2 separate regions of the Homo sapiens genome follow, and region 2 is linked to region 1. A link is a contact called in ENCODE Hi-C or POLR2A ChIA-PET data. All regions are on one chromosome and are shown on one strand. Each heading gives the region's core, a stretch centred on a gene start or an enhancer-like site at or near the end of the contact. The rest is flanking DNA. Distances are from core to core; before and after follow the strand shown.

Evidence for each region. A loop is a pair of places that touch in the nucleus more often than their neighbours do. ChIA-PET counts read pairs that join two places held with the same protein, here RNA polymerase II (POLR2A). Pooled maps may share reads with other maps.
Region 2: a map of IMR-90 shows a loop between it and region 1 (2.9-fold over the local background). The contact joins two enhancer-like sites. A Hi-C loop is called at or near these places in 1 of 168 maps with a recorded cell type or tissue (IMR-90) and 3 of 50 pooled maps. POLR2A ChIA-PET finds 5 or more read pairs at or near these places in 1 of 52 experiments (AG04450).

The regions. Positions count from the first base shown.
Region 1 is chr4:141,346,766-141,352,446 of GRCh38, forward strand. No RefSeq gene overlaps it. Among named protein-coding and RNA genes, the nearest start is that of LINC02432, 17 kb to the left of the region's middle. Within about 2 kb of position 3,551, at least 6 of the 41 ENCODE cell types and tissues checked have a DNase peak (open chromatin) inside an H3K27ac peak, as active enhancers do.
Region 2 is chr4:142,262,125-142,267,805 of GRCh38, forward strand. The region is part of intron 10 of INPP4B (inositol polyphosphate-4-phosphatase type II B); the gene reads right to left. Among named protein-coding and RNA genes, the nearest start is that of INPP4B, 580 kb to the right of the region's middle. Within about 2 kb of position 3,612, at least 6 of the 41 ENCODE cell types and tissues checked have a DNase peak (open chromatin) inside an H3K27ac peak, as active enhancers do.

The DNA.
Region 1 (5,681 bases), core at 2,301-4,800:
AATAATGTGCATTGATAAACCTTAGCCTTTCTCCCTCTTAACATACAGAAAGTGAGTAGGTGTGGCTTAGGTCCAATGGGCAGTATATTAGGGGATTTCTCTATGGAGTAGTTGATTGGCTAAAGGGAAAAGATCTACATACTCTGAGATTTCTGGGTTTTAATCACCCTACAATGAGGCCCACCAATTCAAATGTTCTGCCACCCAGACAGAGCTACTGATTGGTTATAAATTTGAATAGGTAGACAGGGACCACTAGACATGTGAAGAAAGCATCTCATTTGAAAGTCAGAGCCAAGAGCAAGATGAAAGGAACTCAGAGGAAGTAAAGACAGTGTAGGAACAGAAGAAAAAAATGATAAGATAAATATCCTAGGGAATGCGGGAAATATATTTTACTTCTGAAGCAATAACAGGGAGCTATAAAAATAAAAGAATAAGAAATTCATAAGAAAAATATTTTCAGCAGAAGTAAAAAAATTTAATAGAAATACAAAAGATAAAGTGAAGACTCTTCCAGAAAATTAGAACAAAAAGAGAAAGACATAGCAGATAAGAAAGAAAATATTTTAAAAAAATCAGTCGACCAAATCAGGGTCAAAATGTTTAACTATTATGTTTTCAAGAAAGAGAATAAAAATCAGAGAGAGAGGGGAAAAAATCTTCAAGAAATAATGTAGGAAAACTTGTGAGTATTGAAAGCTTTGAATTTCTAGGTTGACAGCCATCTGAGTGCCCAAAAATGAATGATAGAAAATCTGCATCAACACATAACAACATGAAATTTCAGAACCGTGAGGATAAAAAGACAACCCTAAAAGTAGCCAGGTAGAAATAACAGGTCACATTCAAAAGATGGTACTCAAACAATGGAGAAGTCCCTTCAAACTTGTAAGGAGAAATGAATTACAACCCAGAATTACAAGCTCAGCCAAGCTATCAATCAACTGTGAATGTAGAATGATATTTTCCAATATGTGGGATCTCAAAAAATGTGCATTCTGTTCATATTTCTCAGAACACTATTATGTACTTCATCAGAAAGAGGACCAACAAAAAGAGGAAGCCTCTGCATCCAAGTAAAAGATGCTACATGACAGGAGAGGGATAAAGGGACTATCTAAACGATGGTGCAGGGAAGTCCCAGGATGACAATTGTGTAATGAATCTGAGAACAGTCAGTTCAGGTCAGAAAAATTAGCCCAGAGAACTTCAAGTAGTATGTTTCCAAACTAAACAGAACTGATACTACCCAGTGCTGCACATTTGATCGCTGAAAATTATACTTCCAACAAATCAAAGATAATCAAAATACTATTTTTGTCTTGCATCGTCCCTTTATAATTTTTCAGTGGTGGGATTTTTTTTTTACTATTTTTCTTATGAATAAATTTTCTAGAAGTCTACATAGCCAATGAGCTCACTCCTAGAAGCTATAGAGCCCTGGAGGCAGAAACAGACTAGCTGTTTACCAAGCCTGTTTCTTTTTCTTCTGTTGCACAAACATAGTGTTTCCCAGCTTCTCTTGCAGTTTTGCATGACCACGTAACTGAGTTCTGGACAATGCACATGTAAGAGGAAATGACATGGCACTTCAGGGCCATGGCTCATAACAAATCTTGATACAAGAGGCTTCTTGTTTTTTCTCCTATCAGATTCATGCAGAAATGAACCTAGTGGCTCCAAAAGCTGTATGTTAATGATGGTGGAACCCTAAGGTGGAAAGAGACTGGGTTTCTAAGTCACTGCTTGGCGCTTGCAGCATAGTCAACTGTGAATCAAGAACAGGCATGTCAGGTGGTAAAAAAGTATACTTCTATTGTCCTGCCATCACAGCACATCTAGCAAAACTGTCCTCTGGAGACCTGGAAGGCAAACCATGTTTCTAGTCAGCCTATGGCTTGGGAAAGGGTTTGGAAAGTCAGTCATGGGCTTTACCTTGTGTTTCCAGCAAAGTCTTACTAAAAAGGGATGAGCTTAAGAAAGACTTGGCTATTTTGAAAGCAGAAATGAAAGTGAAAAGAGAAAGACTGAAAATTTGGGCCCTTGAATTTGAGGCTTCAATCTTAGATATACTCTCAATATGTCAAATAGACTATCCAATTCCAGACCATAAATAAAACTGCATTTGGTTTAATATCCCATCTCAATGGCTCACCTGAAGTGGACCAGCTGCTTCCCGTGGAAGAGGGGCAGGTAATTTTTCTATCCTCTTGCCCACTTATATGCTACTTATAAGTTGTCATTGCTGTTGCCATGGGAATGGAGTCAGAGACTAGAAAGGCAAAGGATGCAGGGAAGTTTATGCTAGCTCTGATACTGTAAGATGGGCAGATGTCTGCAGGTGATTTTCCCTCTTTGGGTTGCTTTGGTGGCTCTGCAGGGTCACCCCCTGTGGGGCTCATCTGGCTGCAACAACTGCAGCTCTCTAGCCCAGTGCTCAGCCCCTGGGTTTAGGGAACCACTATCCACTCTCTATTTTGGTTAGAGGCTCATTACACTTCCAGAAAGTCCTTCTTGGACAGAGCTAAAGGTGGCCCCCAGCTAGCTCTCTCCTGAGGTCCTCATCTCCTCCACCAGAAATACTTTACTGCCCAAAGAGCTCACCAGTTGCCCCTCCTGCTCCAGTAAGCCTGTCAGATGCCAGTCTTACCCTCTCTCAAGCTCCAGGAGACTTATCTCAAACTCTCCAAATTGGCCAAGTGAAGCCCTTTTTGCAAAAGATAGCACTCCATTGCTCCCCTTGGAGAAGGTGAAACTCAGTCTAGCAACACATGTAAACACACACCCCTCTTAACAAATTGTTCTCATCTCCAATATTTGGACCCTTTTGTATTCTTCAGTGGGTTTGGAACTGCCCAACTGGTTCTCTGATAGCTCCTTTGAAAATCTACATTTTGGTTTGACAATTCTCTTTGGAATTTCATATATTATATATTGTGGTGAAAGCTGAAAATTCCAATTTAATGTTAATGAGGAAAAACTCACTGTTTCCTCTACTCTCAACACTTCACTTCTGACACCAAATGTGTGGGATATATTTTTCCCACAGCAATCAGTTCTCTCTGGATGCCACTTATGTGTCCTACAATTCAGTTACGGTACTATCTACCTTGCAGTTAGTGCAGACCCCATAGGTTGAAGGCTCAGTCCCACAAGACTGGGCCCCCACCCCAACCCCTCCACTTCAGATGCCAGTGGCATGGCTTGGATATCCACATTACCCATAACATTTGTCCAACTTGGCTACAAATGGAAGGTTTACACGACTTTCTCCTGAGGTTTGATATTTTGCCCTGATGGCTCACAAAACTCAGGGAAACACTCACTTATGTTCACTGCTTTATAACAAAGGATATGATGAAAGATGCAGATGAACAGCCAGGTGAAGGCGAGGTCCTGAGCACAGGAGCCTCTGTCCCCATGATGCCAGGGTGTGCCACCCTCCTGTCCTGTGGATGTATTTACCAACCTGGAAGCTCTCCAAGCCCTGCCTTCTAGGGATTTTTTATAGAGGTTTCATCATGTAGGCATGACCAATTATTAACCCAGTCTCCAGCTCACAGTTTGAATTATGGCTTGGTGTTTCTGGAAAACAGCCCTCATGTTGACGTTATCCAGCAGTCCGCCAAGTGTTGCCTTATTAGAATAAAGGCACTCTTATTACCCAGGAAATTCCAAGGGATTTAGGAGATCTGTGGCAGGAACAGGAGGCAGAAACCAAATGTATATTTTTTATTATGTCACAACATCCTGTTACACTGTATCAGAAAAAGTATTATACCTCTCTTGGAAGACTGAGGGAGATAATTAGTAATAGGCACAAAGAAATCAATTATATAATAAGACTATTGAAAATTAAGCAATTTAAAATTCCACATAAACTGAAAAGTTGTATAAGAAAGGAAATTGCCTTCTTTCCCTTGCACCCCCTGCTGTACTACTACAAGCTACTCCTTGACTCATCATTCAGGGAATGTGAGTAAAGGGGATGGGCCTCCTTACCCCTAAATATTCTTAGCAAATTAATGTGGAGGTGACAGACTCAAAAGGTGGCTTTTCTCCTACCAGGTTGCCCATCCCAAAATAATAAAAGTAGCTAAATAAAATGCATTTCTTTTTGTAATTTGGTGTCATTGTCCTTAAAAAAGTGAGGCATGGTTACTGAACTCTTTGCCCATCCCATTTCTAAAATTGAAAACCTCAATTTCAATCCTGAATCTGTTCTCTGGCTCATTCTTCCTGACATCTACTTATTATACAAATATAGTCAATCTTTGGCTGGTTCCATGACTGACATCTTAGAACATCAAAATTAGGAATGGTATGGCCAAATTGTCATCTTAGTCCTGAAATATGTTATAAACCAAACGTTGGAAGAGAATGAGCACATTCATAAATAAGAATGGCTAGGTCTATAAAAGTTCCCCACCTTTTTTCATCTGCAGAAAATATTTATTTTGCAGGTTAGGGTTTTCCATCCGTCAGAAAAAAAGAATGGCCATTACTGTTCTTTTCACTTCACACAGGCAGACTCATTTGCTCTACTTTCTGTGACTATCACTGTTTTGTTTGTTTGTTTGTTTTGTTTTGTTTTGAGACAGAGTCTCACTCTGTTGCCCAGGCTGGAGTTCAATGGCACAATCTCGGCTCACTGCAACCTTCGCCTCCTGGGTTCAAGCAATTCTCCTCAGCCTCCCAAGTAGCTGGGAATAGGCGTGTGTCACCACGCGCAGGTAATTTTTTTGTATTTTTAGTAGACAGGGTTTCACCATGTTAGCCAGCCTGGTCTCGAACTCCTGACCTCAGGTGATCCACCCGCCTCAGCCTCCCAAAGTGCTGGGATTACAGGCGTGAGCCACCGTGCTCGGCTGACTATCACTGTTAATAGCACATCTTATGCTGCACTGTAATGTTTCTGCACTGTAATGTTTGTTAATGGCATGTTTCTCACTGTAAGATAACTCCTTAAGATTAAGGCTTTTATGCATCTTCATGTTCTCATGTTTAAGAACAGTGCTTGGAACACAGATTCCATACATGTTGAATGAATGAATAAACTATTAAATAAGTTAAAGAGCACTAGAATGAACTAATATATGATTTACATTTGTTGACATTTTGAATCTCGTAATTATTTTTGACTATCTCCTCTACTTGGCTGTGAGTCCAAGAGCATATAAATCTTGCCTCATCTATGCCAGTAGCCTCAGCATTTAGCATTGTGCTTACTGCCTAAAATGTGATAGTTGCTCAGTTAATGTCTTGAAAATGAAGAAATGAATGCATTACATTATGAGATTTGCAAGAATAAGCTCCCTGGGTAGTCTGTGTCTTGTGTTTCATCATGCCATGCTTGTTCTCATCTTTAGGGACTTGAAAATGTGATTGAAATTTAAAGAATATTGGTTTTGAGAGTCAATTCTCAGCTACAACGTTCACCATCTTCTGAAATACCATTTTGTCTTTTTAAGAGAATAATGTTTCTATTTCCTTTCTGTTTTTTCTTTTTTTAATGTAACCCAGATCTTCAATGAAGACCATGTTTTACAAGTACACTTAGGATAAGCCTTTTATAAAACTAGTACTTTGGCTTATAAGCCCCAGCTTCTTTGTCCAGTCAGTGCTGTTGGTGTTGGATGACTTAACGAACAATGCCTGAGGCTTATAGATAAAAGGAC
Region 2 (5,681 bases), core at 2,362-4,861, 920 kb after region 1:
AGCATATACAGGGCTGTTAAAATAATTTTTCATCAACGTTATATTCATCATATCAGTGTTCTACTCTACAATGAATAATAACTACTTATTTAGCTCAGAGTCTTATGGCTTACAGGGGAGTACACGATCTGTTTCTCCCTGCCCCATGAATCTCAGCCCTCAACTCCAACCACTACTCCTCTACCCCTTAGCTCCAGTCACACTGGCCTATTTGCTGCTCTTTCAACACAAAAAGCATGCTGCCACCTTGGGGCCTTTGCTCTTGCTATTGATGTTACCTAGAATTCTTATTCCTGACATATATCCCCATCTCACTCCCTTATTTCCTGAAAGTTTCAGCTCAAACATCACATTATCAGTGAATCTTTCCTTAACCAACATCTAGTATAAACAACCATGCCTAAGCACCACCTATTCCTTTTACCCTATCTTTTTTTCTATACAGCATATAGCACCAATCAATAATATATTACCTGTTATTTTAATTGTTTTCTTCCCCTGAAGGTACCATCTGTGTCTCTCTGGTTCATTGCTGAATCCCCAGAACCTAGTAGAATGCTTAGAACTTAGTAGGTGATATTTTTGATGAATGAATGATGATTATTTGCCTACAAATATTCTCTATAAGTTAAGGCTTATTATAATATTTTCAATTTTATATTTGGAGGAAATAAAGGGATAAGACCTTCTGAGACTGGTCACTAGCCACTCAAAGACTCCACCTTTCCTCTGAGCACTGCTGATAAACTACAATGAAAACAGTACTTCAAAGAACAGGAGCAACATGGCCTGAGAAAAGCAGGTTTTCAGAAGGGGATGTATTTGTATTCCACTTACACTATTTTTGCTGGTATCATCAGTAAGACATTTTCTTTCCTTTTGTAGAAATCACAGTCCCTTTGGTCACTTGTGCTACGCTGCATTCCAATACAACACAGATCTTAAACTAATAGAAGAGGTAAGGCAGGGGCTGAACTAAACTAAGCCTCTCCCGTGCCTCACTGGAGGATGCTCCTAACAATGCTTTAATCCTGACAGGAAGCTGATCATCTCTGCTGCAGGCAAAGAAGGGCTGTGCTCAATGGGAGGACTTTTCCTGTCTCAAGCAATCCTTTTGGCTGTTACTTATTGGGTTTTCTCATTTTTCACCTGATTTGATTATTTGGTTCCTACTTATCCTTTCTCTAATAGCATTGTCTTTGACTACTTCAAAAGTTGTTCTGTAAGTTTCTTTATTTTTCTTCCACAGTCCTACACTCTTCACTACATGCCATCTTATTTATTGATCCACCAATTGTTATGGAGTTATACGCAGCCACATATTCTGTCTTCTATGAGATAATTTTTAGCTTTACTTCTTTAAAGTAAAATTGACTTAATTTATTCATTTATTTCTGACTTAGACTGTTTCAGGCACTGGGGATAAAGGAGGGAACGAAAATAGACAAATAGTTTTGTCTCATGAAGTTTAATATTAGTGAGGAAAATAGACCACAAATGAGATAAATTCGTAAAATATATATATATATATATATATATATATATATATATATATAACATTGAACAATGACAAGTACTAATCACAAAAATAATGCAGAGAAAGGCGATAGAAAGCTCTGAGGTAGACACTGCAATCTTAGATAGGGTTGCAGGAAAGGCTTCAGTGAGGAGGTGACATTTCTGCATAAAGACCAGAAGGAAATAAGTGAACCACAAAATTACCTAGGGAAAACACTTCAAAGGTAGGTGGGAAAACTAAGTGCAGGGGCCTTGAGTTGGCAACGTACCTGAAATGTTCAGGAACAACAAGGAAGACAATGTGACTGGACTGTAGTGAGCAAAAAATAGGAGCTGGGGAGGAGGTCAAAGAAGTAATGAAGTTCCCAGGGTTGGGACGGGGAGACTCCTGTAAGACTGTGTTTGGTCACTGAAGGGCTTTGAGTTTATACTTTCAGAGAGTTGAGAAGCTGTGAGAGGAAAGACATGTCCTAAGTTTCATTTAAATAGGGTCGCTTTGTTGCTCTGTTGAAAATAGACTGATATAGTGACATGTGGTGGCAGATCAGGGAGAGAAAAGGAAAAAATCAGGGAGACTTTTAAGTCATTACTGTAAACATCCAGGTGATAGACAACATTGGTAGCAGTGAAAGGGCCAAAAGTTGTTAAATTCTGGTTTCAATTAAAAGGTGCAGTCAACAGGATTTGCTGACATACTAACTGTGAGTTTATGAGAGGCAGAAAGGAGTCAAAGGTGACTCCAATAAAAGAAAAAATGTTTTGGATACATAATGCAACATTCATCTACTATGCTAGTTTCGAAAAAAGACAATTTTAGTATTTCTCTTGTAATTTTTTCTTTCTACTACTATGTGGTTTTAATGCTTTATCTTCTATTTCTATGTGTGTATATATTGAAGTTTGAAACAATCTAATATGGTAAATGACCTCTGAGCAATCTTCCCTTGATAATAAATATGTGTTCATAATATGATTTATGGAAACAAGAAAAAGAAAGCAAACGTATGTGAGAAGAAAGAGTTTGGATTTTCACTTATATTTTATTCCATGCTCTGGAATTTAAGACTCAAGATTAAAATGTAGTATTTTATATAAAGGTACTGTTATGGACTGAACTGTGTCTTCCAAAGTTCATATGTTGAGGCCCCAGCCTCCAATATGACCATATTTGGAGATAAGGGCCTATATTATGGAGGTAACTAAGATTAAAAGAGGTCATAAAGATGGGGTCTTAATACTACAGGGCTGGTATTCTTACGAGAAAAGGAGAAGATACCAAAACACTCCCTCTCTCCCTTCCTTTCTCCTTTCCTCTCTCTTTCTCTCTCTCTCTCTCCCTCTCTCTCCCTCTCTCTCCCTCCCCCACTTCCCCTTCCTGCTTATACACAGAAGATAGACCATCTGAGAAGGTAGCAAGAAGGCAGCCATCTGCAAGCCAAGTAAAAAGCCCTCACCAGGAACTGAACAGGCTGGCACCTTGATCTGGGACTTCCTAGCTTCCAGAACCGTGAGAAAATAAATTCCTGTTGTTTAAGCCATACAGTTTATGGTATTTTGTCATGACAGCCCAAGCTGAGCAATATCAGTATCACTCTCTTATTTACGTCTACATTAGATAACATGTGTCACTTTCATGGCACATGACTATGGTGCTAATAGAAGTTTCATTCCTTTGTCCCTAGCTCATGCAAACCAGTGAAAGCAATGTTATTTTAGGAATAACTTCTATTTCAGTTACTTTCTCTTTCCATAATGATAGTCATTCATGTCTTAAATCACCGTTAGTAACAGATAATATTAATTGATTTTCTATGGATTTTTATTTAGCAGATGTACAAGGGTCCATGCATTTGCAGTTCTAAAAAGCACTCTAGGTGATTCTAACCACACTTTGAAAAACGCTGAGATAAAGTTATTTACACAATAAATATCATGCATGTTGGGCCTTACTATATATCTCAAACATCGATATTCTTAAAGATTGCTAAGAGAGTTTACAGTTACTTTATCAAAAATTTGCAAAAAAGGTCAAGGTTTACAAATAATCCAGACAGGGCAGAGCTGATGCCAAAATGTTTGATGTGTTTACCATTTTAGTCAGCTTATGACTCACACACGGTGTGTATTGCCACTGCCACCTCCTATTTCTGGAACAGCTCAGTTAAGTCTTTTTAAAGTTCATGTTCCTAAGCCAGAAACACTATGTAGGATTTGGGTGGGGGCATATCTCTAGGTATCAAGTTCTCCATTTATGAAAAGAGTATAATTTAATTTCCACTACCTTATACTATAGTGACATAGTCTGGAGTCAAAAGGTGGGCTAGTTTTGAGGAAAGTGGAAAAGTGGCTGGTAATATATTTAGAATCAGAGAAAGGAGCTCTACTTTGAAATGGGAAGTGTTTCTGCTACTGGTCTCCTGGTACACAGTTACAGGTCTAGGCATAATTATCTGCCTATTTCTGCTCTGTGTCCCCAGTTTAGCTTCCGAATCCTCCTTCCTTGATCTTGATGCAAGTGTTCATGTGATAGTGACAAAGATGAGTCTTATATAGAACTACAAAACAAACAAGGATGGAATGAAGGGATCCAGCCCTAAGACAGGGTTTCGAATGCACAAACTCAAGAAAGTCTGCTCCAAAACTTTACCATGGCCCTGATATTAGTTAATAACCTGATTTAAACCTTGGGCCTTCTTAAAATATTTTTATAATGTGGGATATATTCCAAGGAGAAGGGAGAGTAACAGAGAAGAACAAGGTTTAGGGTAGCAGAGAAGACCCTAGCCTATTCTGGGAAAAAGAAAAAAAAATTGAAAGAAAATATTTGATATTTTTGTAAAGTTAATAATTTGTTACGTGTTGGATAAATACCATCTTCCATGCAGCAGTTTCCTGGGTAAGAAAAATCAAACATGCTCCAAGATAAGAGACACTAAACCAGAAAATAAGTCACAATGGGCCTTAATTTTTTAATGTTCATTTATAAAGCTTTTCTTCTACAATCAAGAACAAGACAAAGATGTCCATTCTCACCACTTCTATTCAATGTTATACTGAAAGTTCTAGCTGGAACAATCAGACAAGAAAAAGAAATAAAAGATATCCAAATAGGAAAGGAAGAAGGGAAATTGTCTTTGTTTGCTAATAACGTGATCTTTTATGTAGAAAACCCTAATGACACAACCAAAAGAAAAAAAAAATCAGTTAAAACTGATAAATTCAGTAAAGTTGAAGGATACACAATCAACTCACAAAAATCAGTAGTGTTTCTTTACACTGACAGCAAACTATTTGAAAAAGAAATTAAGAAATCAATCCCATTCACTTTAAAAAAATACTTATAAGTAAATTTAACCAAGGATTTGGAAGATCTGTGTACTGAAAACTATAAAACATTAATGAAAAAAAGTTGTAGATAACACAGATAAATAGAAAAGTATCCCATGCTCGTGGATTGGAAGAATTAATACTGTTAAAATGTCTATACTACCCAAAGCAATATACAGATTAAATGAATCCCTATCAAAATTCCAATGTCATTTTTCACGGAAATAAATGTTAAAAATCCTAAAATTCTTAAGAAACCACAAAAGAGCTTGAAGAGTCAAAGTTATCTTGAGTAAAGAGAACAAAACTGGAGGAATCATGTCAGCTGACTTCAAAATCTATTATAAAGCAAAGTTATCATAATCAAAGTGGCATGTTACTGGCATAAAAACAGACACATTGACCGATGGAACAGGGCAGAAAGCCTATGAATAAATCTACACATATATGGGCAATTCGTTTTCAACAAAGGTACCAAAAACACAGAATGGAGAAAGGGCAGTCTCTTTAACAAATTGTGTTTGGAAAACTAGATGTCCACATGCAGAAAAATAAAATTGGACCCTTATCTCATGCCATGCTCATGCACAAAAATCAACTCAAAATGAGTTAAAGACTGAAAAATAAGCCCTAAAACTATAAAAGTACTAGGAAGAAAACATTTAAAAATGCTCCATGACATTGTTCTGGGCAAGATTTCTGTAATATGACCCCAAAAGCACAGGAACAAAAGCAAAAATAAGCAAATGGCATTGTATCAAACTAAAAAGCTTCTGCACAGCAAAGGAAACAATAAGGAAACAACTCATGGATTGGGATAAAATATTTGCAAACCA